Linked DNA regions of Homo sapiens: regions 1 and 2 are each linked to region 3. A link is a contact called in ENCODE Hi-C or POLR2A ChIA-PET data. All regions are on one chromosome and are shown on one strand. Each heading gives the region's core, a stretch centred on a gene start or an enhancer-like site at or near the end of the contact. The rest is flanking DNA. Distances are from core to core; before and after follow the strand shown. Region 1 holds the start of LINC02288 (long intergenic non-protein coding RNA 2288). Region 2 overlaps LINC01629 (long intergenic non-protein coding RNA 1629). Region 3 holds the start of VASH1-AS1 (VASH1 antisense RNA 1).

Region 1 (4,197 bases), core at 1,634-4,133, 250 kb before region 3:
GGCCGCCCAGCCACAGTGAAAGCATCTCTCTCTCCCCACTTCTTCCTGCTCCAGTCGTTCTACCTCAAACACTCCCTACAGAGCACCTTTTAACACCTCTGGAGCCACCACTGCCACGTCACCCCTCACCCCCACCCACTGGCCTAACCACCCAATTCTCAGCCAGGTCTTTTGCAGAGCACAGCCTCCATGGTTGCCATGGAGGGTTTCTCCCCCCAGCAGTACCCCTTGGGGCTTTGAGACCCTATAAGGAAAGCACCAGGAAACCCCAAAACATTCTCCCTCCTGAAAACAATGGTTCCCAGTGTCTATGCCAGACACACTCACACCACCCAAAATAGACTCATTGTCCTCTTGCACAACATCCAGGAATTTGGTGAAACTCATCATTTTTCAGGTTACCGATAATGCAAGTTTGGAAACTGAAACAGGAAGGAACACAGGCTGAAAAGCTTTTATCCAGCCCACAGCATTTCTCTCTCCAGATGCAAGATAGTTTTTTTTTTTTTTTTCCCAGCAGTACTTTGGTGGGGTTAAAATTAGCTGGCAGCATTCTGGTCACATGCTAGACAACAAAACAAAAGGGAGTTGTTCCCCCTGCCGCTCCTGAACTGGCCCACGACAGAGTTTCCTAATCCATGGATTTCTGGGAAGCTGGCTCTCCGGGCCCTGGTATGGAGGGGCTACACCAAGGACTCCCCTCCGGTTATCATCCCTGCTATAATGGGGCGACACAGACGAGGTCAAGGCTGTTTGGAATCTTGGAGCTTGCCTCGATCTGGAAAGGCACTCAAGGGTCCAAAATGGCTTTTGTAAATCTTCTCACCAAAGCCAACAAAGAAGCAAACACTACAAAAACACTGAGAGAGAGAAGGGTAACATCTGACACATGAACATGGGCATCCATTGACTTGTGGGGTGGTGGCTGCTCTTGGCATGATTAAAAAAAAAATAGCCGGGTGTGGTGGCTCATGCCTGTAATCCCAGAAACTTTGGGAAGCTGAGGAGGGCAGATCGCCTGAGGTCAGGAGTTCGAGACCAGCCCGGCCAACATGGCAAAACCCTGTCTCTACTAAAAATACAAAAAAAGTAGCCAGGCATGATAGCACGTGCCTGTAATCCCAGCTACTCGGGAGGCTGAGGCAAGAGAATTGCTTGAACCCGGGAGGCGGAGGTTGCAGTGAGCTGAGACTGCCCCACTGCACTCCAGCCTGGGCGACAGAGGAAGACACCGCCTCAAAAAACAAAACAAAACAAAAATAAATAAATATAATACATCTGGGCTAGAGGTGGCGAACATTTAGGATAGATTCTGTATCTCTTGACCTTGATGACAGGGACATGTCAGGGTCTGCTTTGTTCATCCAGCTTAAAACTGTCACCAGAAGCCCTGGATAAAAATGCAGCCTCTGATTCACACACGGTCAGGAAACATGCCTTGTGCTCAGTACAGAAACATGTCCGTCAACCTGGGAAAGGAATCACCACCACGAAATATGCTTTTGGCTTGCCAAAGCTTAGCAGCTGTGAGAGCCAAAAACCCAGCTGCCTGGACTGTCTGGGGAAGTTGGCGGGAGGGAGGGGGGGTTGCTTTCTGAATCACCTGATTTCTGCCTCTAACTCTAGTTTAATTCCAAGTCGAAACCTATCTTGAAATGTCTCAAGAGCCTACTGCTCCTAAAAATTGTAGGTTTTAGCTAACCCTTCAGCTCTGTGCCTGCTGGCAAGGTGAAGCAGATGGCGTTTGTTGATTATTTATTTGGAAGGGGCTACTTTGGAATCAGGAAATTCCAGCGAGACAGAGTGCATCGCCTTGGCCAGAGCTGCCGTGACAATCACGAGCAGACACCCAGAGACAGTCAAGTTCAAAGAAATTGCAGCTAAGCCCCAGGAACTTGGGGCATTTTCAGTCTTTCTCGTCTCCTGGCCTCCATGTTCACCATGCACTTAGGAAGAAATGTTTCGTTCAGTTCAACATTCTGTGGTCTTCAAGTGTTTGAATACAAGGGCCCACATTCAAGGTCCCGCTTTGTCAAAAGGGCTTCACGAAGCTAACAGGCCTCTGACTTGTGTTTCATCCTGAAGCCCCTCATTATACAGACAGATCAAAACAGAAATCCCCCCTGCCTTAATGCCCAGCACATAAAGTCCTCTTTAATTAACATACACCATTTTTCAGTGAAACAGCCTCAAGGTGTTAAAAGTGCATAAAGGTCTGAAAGCTGAAGCCCAAGATAAACAGTGTGCCGAAATATATTTAGCAGAAAATATTGAAAGCCACAGGAAAAATAAGTTCCCTTCCTGGGATGTTAACGAATGTTTAGGTTCAGGAAACCTTCAGGAAGTAGCGAGCCGAGAAGGAATACTGCTCACCGTTTTTACCCCCAATGTAAATAAATCACTAAACCTCTTTGGTTTCCATAGGCCTGGGCTGGAGTGGAATATTTCATTTTTTCCCCATTAAACAGGCCACCCGGAGTGTTGGCATTACAGGCCTGAAAATATACCAAATCTGAATGTGCTATTTTGTTTCTGTACATTAAATCAGACTGTGTTTCAAACGGCAGTTCGTGCTAAATGGGGGGCTGATGATCCAGACTGTGCACCCTCACACACCTGAAATTGGCGCAGCGTAAATGATAGATCTGTTTCACCTTGGATCTCCCCGTGTCTTGTCTCCTACAGGAACACACCCTCTGTCGTTGTTGCCCAAGGTGATGTCATGTTCATTCTAAAGGCCGCGGTTCCAAGGGGACTACACCACAAGAAGATGCCTTCAGAAAGACCCAGATTTCCTGCGGTCTCAGGTAGGCGGCAGGGAGCAAGAGAACAAGGAAAGGACCCGCCACCACTCTCCCCAAGATGGATGCTGCATGATGTAAGTGGCTGGCTAAAATATCTGGCATCCTTGCAGTTTTAAGTTGCCAGCTAAATATTATTAAAAAGATAAAATACACGCAAACTGTGCAGAATGCAGGGCTGCTGTGTTTACATCCGGGTTTTGATGACTCAAAGACTTACACTTGAGCTTGCTGAAAAGCCTCTATTAAAAATACCGCTTTGTGAAAGCCCCCAGGGAGCAGGAAGAAAGCTGGGGGTGTGAAAGAGGAGAGCGGGAGGATGGTGACCCACCCAAGGACGGCGCTGACACCTGTGCTCCGGGCTGGCACTTAAGGCCAAGGAAGTGCTTAGAGGTTAACCTCCTCTCACCCTCGGAACCAGAGCGGGGAGGGTTAACCTTTTTCCAGAACATTTATTTCACCATCTCACTGACTAGAGGGAGGAGGGGCGGGAGGGGGAGAACGAGAGCCTGCCGCGCAGAGAGGCTGCGGATCACAAGGCCATTCTGATAGCCTCCTGTCCCCATGGCAACTGCAACGGCATTTATCAGTTCCTTCTGCGCACAGGCACAGCAAATCTGCATTGCACATGGCAGGCTTCCAGCATTTCAAATGAAAGAGCACTTTGAACGGCTGCCAAGTTTGGAAGGAGCAGAACTGTCAGGGCTGCTTAAAGCTGGCAGTTTATACTGGGGAGGTTTTCGCTTCCCACAATTCTCCGGGCCTGGCGAGCCGCCAAGTACTTAGCGGAAGCTAAAAAGTAACTCGCTCCCCTCCCTCCCCTCCCCTCCCCCTGCTCACGCTCCCCCTCCACACTATTCACCGCAGTGCTCTCAAAATTTTCCACATGTCCTGTGTCACCAGTGCAGACTGTACAATGAAAACCAGAACGCCGGCTGCCCACGACCAGGCTTTTATTAATAAATAACGGAGGGAGGAGGAGGAGGGGTTGGGATCAGACACTGACAGCTGGGGCACCGGGTCTCCGCGTACCTGCCAAAACCCCATAACCACTGGGTGTGAATGCGTGTGGTGTGTGTGCCTTTCAGCCTTAAAAATACATTAATAAAAATAAAAATAAAGGGAGCCTCAGAGCTGTAGACACCCTGAGTACCAGGGGAGGAGGGGTGGGTTTCGGTTGGATGGTTTGGCGCTTTATTTAGGGTGGGAATGGAGGTCTTGCAGGCAGCGTTGTTCAGATCCAGCCTTTCTAAGATCTGTAGGGAAGAGGGTTGTTATTGAGAGCTAAGCCTGTTTCTGGAGCTTTCCTTGAATCTCTCAGATGTCATGGTGAAAGCTGTGAGGCCACAGATGGGGAGGGAGTTCGGAGATGCTTTTCAATGCAAAGTTTACCAGA
Region 2 (4,441 bases), core at 1,254-3,753, 180 kb before region 3:
GAAACATCTAATCACATGGACTTGTGTGTGCATGCAGCTGCCTGTGACAGTTAAAAGCTCACTTAAACGAAATGGAGTTTCAAGGCTCAGAAACTGTGCAAGTCCAGATATAATGCTGACTTTGATCAAGACTTGACTCAGCCATACAGCGTCCCCACAGACCTGGGTCTCTGTCGCTTCTGTCTTTTGATGTCTGAACTTTCTCTCGAGATTCCATTAGGTGTGTGTGTTCTTCCCCTTCCTCAGCTCCATGGCCTTCCCTCATGGGACAAAAAGCCTGCCACGGTCCTAGACCTCCATCCTCAAACCACAGGATCCAAGGGAAGGCAGAATGCGTCCTCTGTAGCTTGGATGGTTCTGTGGGTCTAATTGTTCATCTGACAATCACTAGGTCTATGGTCTTGGCCGTACCCATTTTCTTTATCTGTAAAACGAGGACATTAAACTAGAATGTTTTAAAGAATCTCAGGTTCTCTTGTGCTCTAGAGTTCGTGCCCTGATTGAAGGTAGTTTATAGCCATGGGAGAGGTGGCTTTAGCAGGAAATGGCATCTAGAAAAAGGGAGGGGAGGAGAGGGCCTGGAGGGCCCCACCTTGCACACTGGCAGAACATACCCAGGTGGGTGGTGTTCAGATCTGGGCATGTCTGTCTCTGGGAGCCAAAAAACTGGATTGTGGTTGGAGGCAGGCAACCGAGGCAGAAATGGGCCTGGGGGTGGAGAAAGAAGAATGGAGAGAAGTGGGAGCGTTTAATCTGGGGAAGAGAAAGACAGGGGTCGTGGAGGGAGGTGGCAGTGCTGTGGGTAAAGGCCTCCTGGACTGACTCTGCAGCGGGGTGAGGAAGGACTGGACACAGTCACTGCGGCCCCTGGGGAAGCAAAGGAACAGTGGCTAGGATTTACAGTGCTTTATTTTGGCACAAAATTAGAAATATTTCCTTAAAAGATTTAAATACATTTAAATAACACTTTGCCAAAAGGTAAAAAGATCACAGAAGAGGATATTTGGGGCCCACACTGCTCCTGAGAGCCGGCCTAGCCTTAGGCTCCTCCCCCAGCCTGCTACTCCCAGGCTCAGAACCAAATGCTTTTTGTCACTCTCCCTCCGCCACCACCACCACTGAAACAGTGCTCACCACTGTTCTCACCTACCTGGCCTTTCAGCAGCATGCCACACCATCGGCCACACCTTCTCCTGTGAGCTGGGTTTCCCCCCACCCACCCTCTCCAAGTGGTCCTCCGTGGACTGCTCCTTCTCTGGTCCTTTGCTGGGGTCATTCTCTGTCAGTCACCTCTTTTTTTTTTTTTTCTTTTGAGACAGAGTCTTGGTCTGTCGCTCAGGTTGGAGTGCAGTGTCGTGATATCAGCTCACTGCAAGCTCTGCCTCCAGGATTCAAGAGATTCTCTTGCCTCAGCCTCCTGAGTAGCTGGGATTACAGGTGCATGCCACCATGACCCGCTAATTTTTTGTATTTTAGTAGAGATGGGGTTTCTCCACGTTGGCCAGCCTGGTCTTGAACTCCTGGCCTCAAGTGATCCACCCACCTCGGCCTCCCAAAGTGTGGGGATTACAGGCGTAAGCCACCGTGCCCAGCCTCTGCCAGTCATTTCTATCCTGCGTTTCCCTGGCTCGTGTCCCAGGCCTTTCAATCATCCCATCTTCTCACTCTATACCCTGCCTCCGTGTGTACATGGTGACCAGACTAAAACCCTATCCCAGGCCCCTGTTTAGGGTCTCAGACCACCATAGCCAATGGCCTAGTGTCCCACAGACATCTGGAATTCAGCCTGTCCCAGAGGGACCTTGTTGTCTCCTCTCTCTATCTATCGCTCTTCTTCTTCCAACTCTTCCTCCTGTAGGGAACAGGGGGGACCATGGTTTGTGCAGGAAACCTGGAGTCATCCTTCCCTTCTTCCTTTCCTCTAACCTCCATATCCACAATCCTGTCTCCTAAATATATCTCTCATGTCCATTCACATCTTCCCACTGCAACAACCAAACTCTTTTTTTTTCTTTTTTTTTTTAGACGGAGTGTGGCTCTGTCGCCAGACTGGAGTGCAGTGGAACCCTCTCAGCTAACTGCAACCTCTGCCTCCTGGGTTCAAGCGATTCTCCTGCCTCAGCCTCCCTAGTAGCTGGGACTATAGGCGCGTGCCACCATGCCCAGCTAATTTTTGTAGAGACGGGGTTTCACCACGTTGGCCAGGATGGTCTCGATCTCTTGACCTCGTGATCCGCCTGCCTTGGCCTCCCAAAGTTCTGGGATTACAAGTGTGAGCCACCACACCCGGCCTGTAACAAACTCTTGACGGGTCTCTCTTTGTCCAGTCTTGCCTCCCACTTCCATTTATTATGTCTCTCTGGCTTGAGGCCCTTCCATGGCTGTGTATGGAACACCCCACACCCCTCACCCCCCAGCCACCAGCCATCTGAATGGACTTCCTCCTCAGCCAGGGCAGTCTAAAATTTAACCTGAAAGACTGGTTCAGGCCATGAAGGGAAGCCAAGCCTCATTATACCCCTAACATCAACATCAACACAAACCTTATGTCTGATAAGAAACATTTACAGTCCATTCTCTCGAAAGCCTGCTACTGGAGGCTTCAACTGCATGATAAAACCTAGGTCTCCACAACCCCTTATCATAGCTCAGAGATTCCTTTCTGCTGACAATAACTCTTTCAACCAATTGCCAATCAGTTTATGTTCAAATCTAACTATGACCTGGAAGCCCCCCACTTCGAGTTGTCCCGTCCTTCCAGATCGAACCCATGTAAATCTTTTTTTTTTTTTCTTTGAGATGGAGTTTCGCTCTTGTTGCCCAGGCTGGAGTGCAATGGCGTGATCTTGGCTCACTGCAACCTCTGCCTCCCGGGTTCAAATGATTCTCCTGCCTCAGCCTCCCGAATAGCTGAGATTACAGGCATGCACCACCACACCCAGCTAATTTTTTTGTATTTTTAGTAGAGATGGTTTCTCCATGTTGGTCAGGCTGGTCTTGAACTCCCGACCTCAGGTGATCCTCCTGCCTTGGCCTCCCAAAGTGCTGGGATTACAGGCATGAGCCACCGCGCCCGGCCAGAACCCATGTAAATCTTACATATATTGATTGATGTATTATATCTCCCTAAAATGTATAAAAGCAAGCTGTACCTTGACCACCTTGCGCACCTGTCTTCAGGACCTCCTAAGGCTGTGTCATGGGCTTGTCCTTACCCTTGGCAAAAATAAACTTTCTAAAGGGACTGGGACCTGTCTCAGATATTTGGGGCTCACAAATCTCCATCACCCTCAGGACAAAATCCAAATGGCTGAGCAGAATTTCAAAGTCCTTTTGGGTCTGGCTTCTTTCCACCTTTGGGGACCCCAGCTCCCTGCACTCCCTCCCACCCTGTGAGCTCCAGCCAGCCTCACCCAAATGGCACCACTCACAGGCTGTTCGCTTGGCCTGGAAAATCTCTTCCTTGCTCATGGCTGACTTCAAGTCATCTTTCAGACCTGGATCCAGCTTCTCTCCCTCCAGGGAACCCTCCCTGGCTCCCCAGGGCTGGCTTAGCTGTGCCTCTCTGTGGGCTTGTCAAGAACCATGTGTTCAATGGCAGAGCCTTCATCCATGTGTTTTATCACTTGATTGCATCTCTGTATCCCAGGTTTCTAGAAGCTCTGTATGAGCAAGAACCTTGCCTGTCTTGCACTGCATTCCTAGAGCCTGGAACAGAATGCATTTGATAAATATTTTTGACTATTGATGAATCGAGACTTTTGACGAATTGGGTGCAGCCCAGGACTTGGGCAATAGCCCCTGCCTTAAGAAAGGACCAGGGCTCAAGCTCTAGGGTGAGAAGCTGAAGCTGACAGAGAAGTGAGAGTGACTAGAAAGTGAAAGTAAAGCTGAGCAGGGAGGAAAGAACCCCACGGTGTGAAGTCTCTGGGGGAGGGACCAGGCCAAGAGTTCATTCAACACAGTTGAGTGAGGCTCCTGAGGAAGCCGACGGGTGCCGGGATAGGCGGGGGATGTGTGGGCGGGACAGCGAGCTTGACGAAAACGAGAGAAAATGTGTTTTGTAATTAGTCATTGCCCCCTGGGGTGAGGTTGGGAGTTTTCACCGGAGGTGGGTTGACCAGATTTGCAAAATGACAAACAGGGGCTAACCGCGGGCTGGGGCCGCAGCGGGGCTTCCGGCCCCGCAGGCAGAAGTCGAGCTTTCTAGTTTTTTCTCTGTCCCGCCCCCCTGCATTCAAGGTTCCGCCAAATAGTAGAAACTGGGAGGAGAAAGACTCTCAGGAGACTGCCCAGGGGCCAAACTGCCCTTTCTGACTCCGGCCCCTGCGCTCTGCGTGGTCTCATGGCCAGGGGAAAGGGGACAGGGTGGCCCTTGCTACTTGGAAGGGTCCATCCAAGGATTTTGACTGACTTAACGCTGTGGAGGTTCTGGGGAAAG
Region 3 (4,188 bases), core at 770-3,269:
CCATGCCTGCCTCTGACCAGTCCACTTTTCATGTTGGGGCTGTAGGCCTGGGGCAGGTTCAGAGTCTACCCAAGTACCTATGTATGAGCAGGCAGCAGCAGGGCATGGCCCCATCTCTCCTTTTAGCCTCTGTGTTTCATTAGGCATTCATCCTGCCAACCAGGGCAGGCCCGGCGTCTGGGCTCTGGGAACAAATGGGGCCCACATCCTGGAGTGGCAAATTTTGGGGGATGCGCTACCTGTCCCAGCTGGCCCTGTGCCTCCAACCCAGAGCTCCCCACAGACCTGGTGTAATTTCACAAGGGCCATCCCTTTCCCCAGGCTTCCCTGAGGGAGGCGGAAGTTTGAACCCTTATGTGGGGTTCATTGGGCTAGGGTAGTGGTATGAGGTTTAAAACTATTTAAGGATTAGGAGGAGAAAGAGTCTTCAGGAAACTCTTGTTTCACTGGACTCTGCAGCCTGCAGAACTGGGGCAAGGGTAGGAGTTCCAGTAGGGGAAGGAGCAGGTAGACTCTTCAGCTGCCTCAGCTGGGACTGAAGACCTAAGCTGATTCTCTTTCCTCTCCACTCCTAAGAAGCAATTTTCTGTTCCTCTCCTTCCACCACTTTTTACTTTCTGCTATCTCCCATCTCCCGCTTCCCTTCCATTTCCTTTCTAGAAAACCCTGGTATTTAGCTCAGGCCAAACTGCCTCAGCAGAAAGGTGGCCTTGGACAAAACTGGTCCAAGAATTTGAAGTGGCAGTACTTGCGGATTGGCTCTGTCCAGCAAGGCCTCAGCTGCTTGTTGCGTCTGCTTTCCCTCCCCTAACAGAAGGGTACCCTGGCTTATTCAGGGGACTCCTTAGTCCACACTGTGTCACCTGCATGCCTTAATCTTTCATTGCTGGGGTGTGGCCTTGGGAGATCCTGGGCCAGCCCCTCCACACATCTCCCTAAGTCAGAGTGGCTGCTGGCCCTGGTAGATTTGACTTGCTCTTGCCTCACTCGACCTCCAAAGTGGGACTGAAGACAGTGGTCAAGAGACTTGAGTTCGGGACAGTAAGCCAGGGGTTAAGGTTCTTTCCTTTTTTTGAAAGCCAAAGACCCAGTTTGCATTGTGCTGCTGCATTCATGGTTAGAAGCTTTCCATGCCTAGGTTCTAGGGAATTTATTTTTCTATGTGTATATATTTTCAAACTTTGTTTCCTGGGTACTGGGCATGTGCCTGTCTGAGCCCCAGGTCTGTCTACACCCCACCATTCATTCTGTCTGTCTGTTCCCTGGACACTGCCTAAAAGGGTCTCAAGACAGTGCCCTGTGGGTTCCTAGGACTAGGGCCCATCACTGTTCTCTTCTGCTGGGAAATGCAGCTTTAAAATGGCTAACCACAGCAGAGGGCAGATGCTTGATAGATTATCTTTTCCTTGCTTTCTTGTTTCTGTTTTGAAAGTGAAATGGGGTTTTAAATTGTTATTTAAACTCTTTTTCCAAATAAAGGTTTACCTTTTTTCCCCCCAATGTTGTTCATTTTATTAGGATCCTGAAGGGATTAGGTCCTTGAGAGAGGGCCTGAAGAATGAGGTGGGCAGAGGAAGAGACTAAGGAGCTTTTGATCTTGGGGTGGGGTCTCAAGACATGAATCTAGATTGAGAAATGTGTTGTAAGATCTCCCTCTATTAGCTGAGGTAAATTCCCACTGCTGTGAGGCCTGGGAGGAACAGGGCTTGAGTGAAGCCTCCTGCCTTGACACTGCTGGGGTACAGCTTTCTTCTGTCCTTCCCAAGTGAGAGAATGATTCTTTGGACTGCTTTTCATTCTTCCTCCATCTGCTCCCCCCATGCCTCCTCCTAGTATCTTCTGCACTTCAGGAGGGTCTGTGCAAAGTGGGATAAGATGTGTGTTTTCCTGATTAAAGCTATGGCAGCTGCATGAGACATGATGCGGGTGGCACATGCCTCTTGCTGAGCATCTATTTCTGATCTCTTTTGCATTCTGGAGCCAGGGCTGAGCAGTGGGCCATCTGTCGCTGGAAAAATGTCTCTTCCTTCCTAGGCCTACCTCTGTTGGTGCTTTTGTCTTCCAACCTCCCTATGTAGTAAGACCAGCCAAGCCCACATGCCCACTGGGAGCCCTGAAACCAGATCTGGTTTTCTGTCTTACCTGAACAGGTTCCCAGAACCCACACCAGGCCTCTGAATCAGTCTCTGAGAATCTGATTGATTTAAAGCCACTTGGTTGCTTCCATTGCACTACCTGGGTTGCGATCCCCTCAATTGATTTAGTAAAAAGAAAACTTAGCGGCCGGGTGCGGTGGCTCACACCTGTAATCCCAGCACTTTGGGAGGCTGAGGCGGGTGGATCACCTGAGGTCGAGAGTTCCAGACCAGCCTGACCAACATGAAGAAATCCCGTCTCTACTAAAAATACAAAATTAGCCGGGCGTGATGGCGCATGCCTGTAATCCCAGCTACTTGGAGGCTGAGGCAGGAGAATTGCTTGAACCTGGGAAGCGGAGGTTGTGGTGAGCCGAGATCATGCCATTGCACTCCAGCCTGGACAACAAGAGTGAAACTCCATCTCAAAAAAAAAAAAAGAAAAGAAAAGAAAAGAAAGAAAACTCAGCTAGGAATTAGAAACATCATTTGTCCTCTTGGCCTGTTCAGCTGGTGACTGTAGGTAAGTTACTTAACCTCTCTGTATTTCAGTTCACATTCCTTGGTGAAATAGAAATTAAAGTTAATAATCACTTCTACTTGTGAAGAATTTTCAGATCTGAAATTGCTTTGTTTGGGCTTTGGCAAGAAAAAGGTGCTAAGAATTCCAGAGAATTATTGGTAGGAGTTGGGAGTAGATCGTTACCCCAGCCAGGCTGGACAGTTGGGCCCATTGGCTAGGAAGTATTTGAAAGCCCTAAGCTTTGAGGTATATCCCCAAGAACCTCTTCCTGGCAGGGAGGGTTCCTCCTAGTTGCCTCAGTCAGTTAGCATCTCCACAGCACTTCTGTTAAGTTTGCACAGTACTTCCACGTCAGCTAGCAAAGACAGTGGCACTGTGTGGTGGCAGTTTAGGTGGTGTTCAGATTCTACCTTTACACCTGAGGAAACAGAAATCCCAGAGATAGAATTTGAGAATCTCCTTTGGTTTATTTCTTACCACCCCAAGTTTCTCACAAGCCTTTCCAGGATCAGGCAAGACAGGTTATCTTGGAAGGCAGAGGCTGGTGGTGGGGGCCTGGGGCTGGGGGAGCTCAGAGGCAGCTTTTAACTGGAGACCAAGAAGGGAAATGGCCAGTCAGGAGGCTGCTGCTTTTTTTGTTTTGTTTTTCTCTCCAGTTCCTGCCCTGTTGTAGCTACTAACTAGAGGAATGTTCTGGTTGTTTTGTTTTTCCTTTTTAAAATTGACATGTGATAGTTGTACATATTTTGGGGCTGCATATGGTATTTTGATACATGCGTACAAAGTGTAATGACCAGTCAGGATATTTAAGGACATTTATCACCTCAAGCATTTATCTTTTCCTTGTGCTGGGAACATTCCAATTCTTCTAGCTATTTTGAAATATACAATAAATTGTTAACTATAGTCTCCCTACTGTACTATCAAATACTAGAACTTAGTCCTCACCATATTTTTGTACCATCCACCTGCTCTTCATTCTCCTCCCCTGCTTTTCCCAGCTTCTGGTAACCCCATTCCGCCCTCTATTGGAGGGTTGTGTTTTGATTGGCTGCGAAATGCACAGTGTGGCTTCTCTTCTCCCAGGAGTGGGAGGGGCCACCTCTAGGGTCCACCAGGGGGAGCTGCCCTGCAGCCCTGGGCTCCCATCACTCTGGTCCATCCCCTCTCCTCTCCCTCCTGAGCAAATGTGCTAGACAAGACTGTTCCAGGTATGGGCCAGCCAGATGGCAGCATGGTGGTGAGGGTGCAGATCTGCTGGAAGCAAGAGAATGTGGACTTCATGGGTTGTGGAGGGAACTCTGCACTTCTGTCCCATCCCCAGTCAGCTCCTATGACCCTAAGGCCTGAAGCCTCAGCTCGCTGTGGAGAGAACAGAGCCTACACTTAAAATTCTTGGAGGTTTTGTGCTTCCAACAACCAAGTCCTTTCAGGCTCAGGGTTGGAAAAAGTTTGTATATCTGTGTGCACATTGTCATTTGGACGGGGCTCAGAGAGGTGACCTGCCAGCTGACCTGACGTGGCCTCTCC

Evidence for each region. A loop is a pair of places that touch in the nucleus more often than their neighbours do. ChIA-PET counts read pairs that join two places held with the same protein, here RNA polymerase II (POLR2A). Pooled maps may share reads with other maps.
Region 1: a loop to region 3 is called in a pooled map, with 2.2 times the contacts of the local background. The contact joins the promoter of LINC02288 here to the promoter of VASH1-AS1 in region 3. A Hi-C loop is called at or near these places in 3 of 50 pooled maps. POLR2A ChIA-PET finds 5 or more read pairs at or near these places in 3 of 52 experiments (IMR-90, WTC11 and activated CD4-positive, alpha-beta T cell).
Region 2: a pooled map shows a loop between it and region 3 (2.5-fold over the local background). The contact joins the enhancer-like site here to the promoter of VASH1-AS1 in region 3. A Hi-C loop is called at or near these places in 1 of 50 pooled maps. POLR2A ChIA-PET finds 5 or more read pairs at or near these places in 3 of 52 experiments (BJ, T-cell and activated T-cell).

Annotation. Positions count from the first base shown.
Region 1 is chr14:77,039,735-77,043,931 of GRCh38, reverse strand. It overlaps LINC02288 (long intergenic non-protein coding RNA 2288), which reads right to left and starts at 2,883. Exons shown (of 4, transcript NR_110554.1): 1 at 2,655-2,883. RefSeq lists enhancers at 3,181-3,270, 1-3,404, 2,680-3,411 and a silencer at 3,521-3,710.
Region 2 is chr14:76,961,598-76,966,038 of GRCh38, reverse strand. It overlaps LINC01629 (long intergenic non-protein coding RNA 1629), which reads right to left. Exons shown (of 3, transcript NR_133913.1): 2 at 3,432-3,708; 3 at 237-424. Among named protein-coding and RNA genes, the nearest start is that of LINC01629, 4.2 kb to the right of the region's middle. RefSeq lists enhancers at 3,859-4,153, 3,854-4,253, 4,264-4,313, 4,364-4,441, 4,358-4,441. Within about 2 kb of position 2,503, at least 4 of the 41 ENCODE cell types and tissues checked have a DNase peak (open chromatin) inside an H3K27ac peak, as active enhancers do.
Region 3 is chr14:76,784,555-76,788,742 of GRCh38, reverse strand. VASH1-AS1 (VASH1 antisense RNA 1) reads left to right here and starts at 2,019. Exons shown (of 2, transcript NR_104184.1): 1 at 2,019-2,658. ANGEL1 (angel homolog 1) reads left to right here. Exons shown (of 10, transcript NM_015305.4): 10 at 1-2,734. RefSeq lists an enhancer at 3,872-3,921.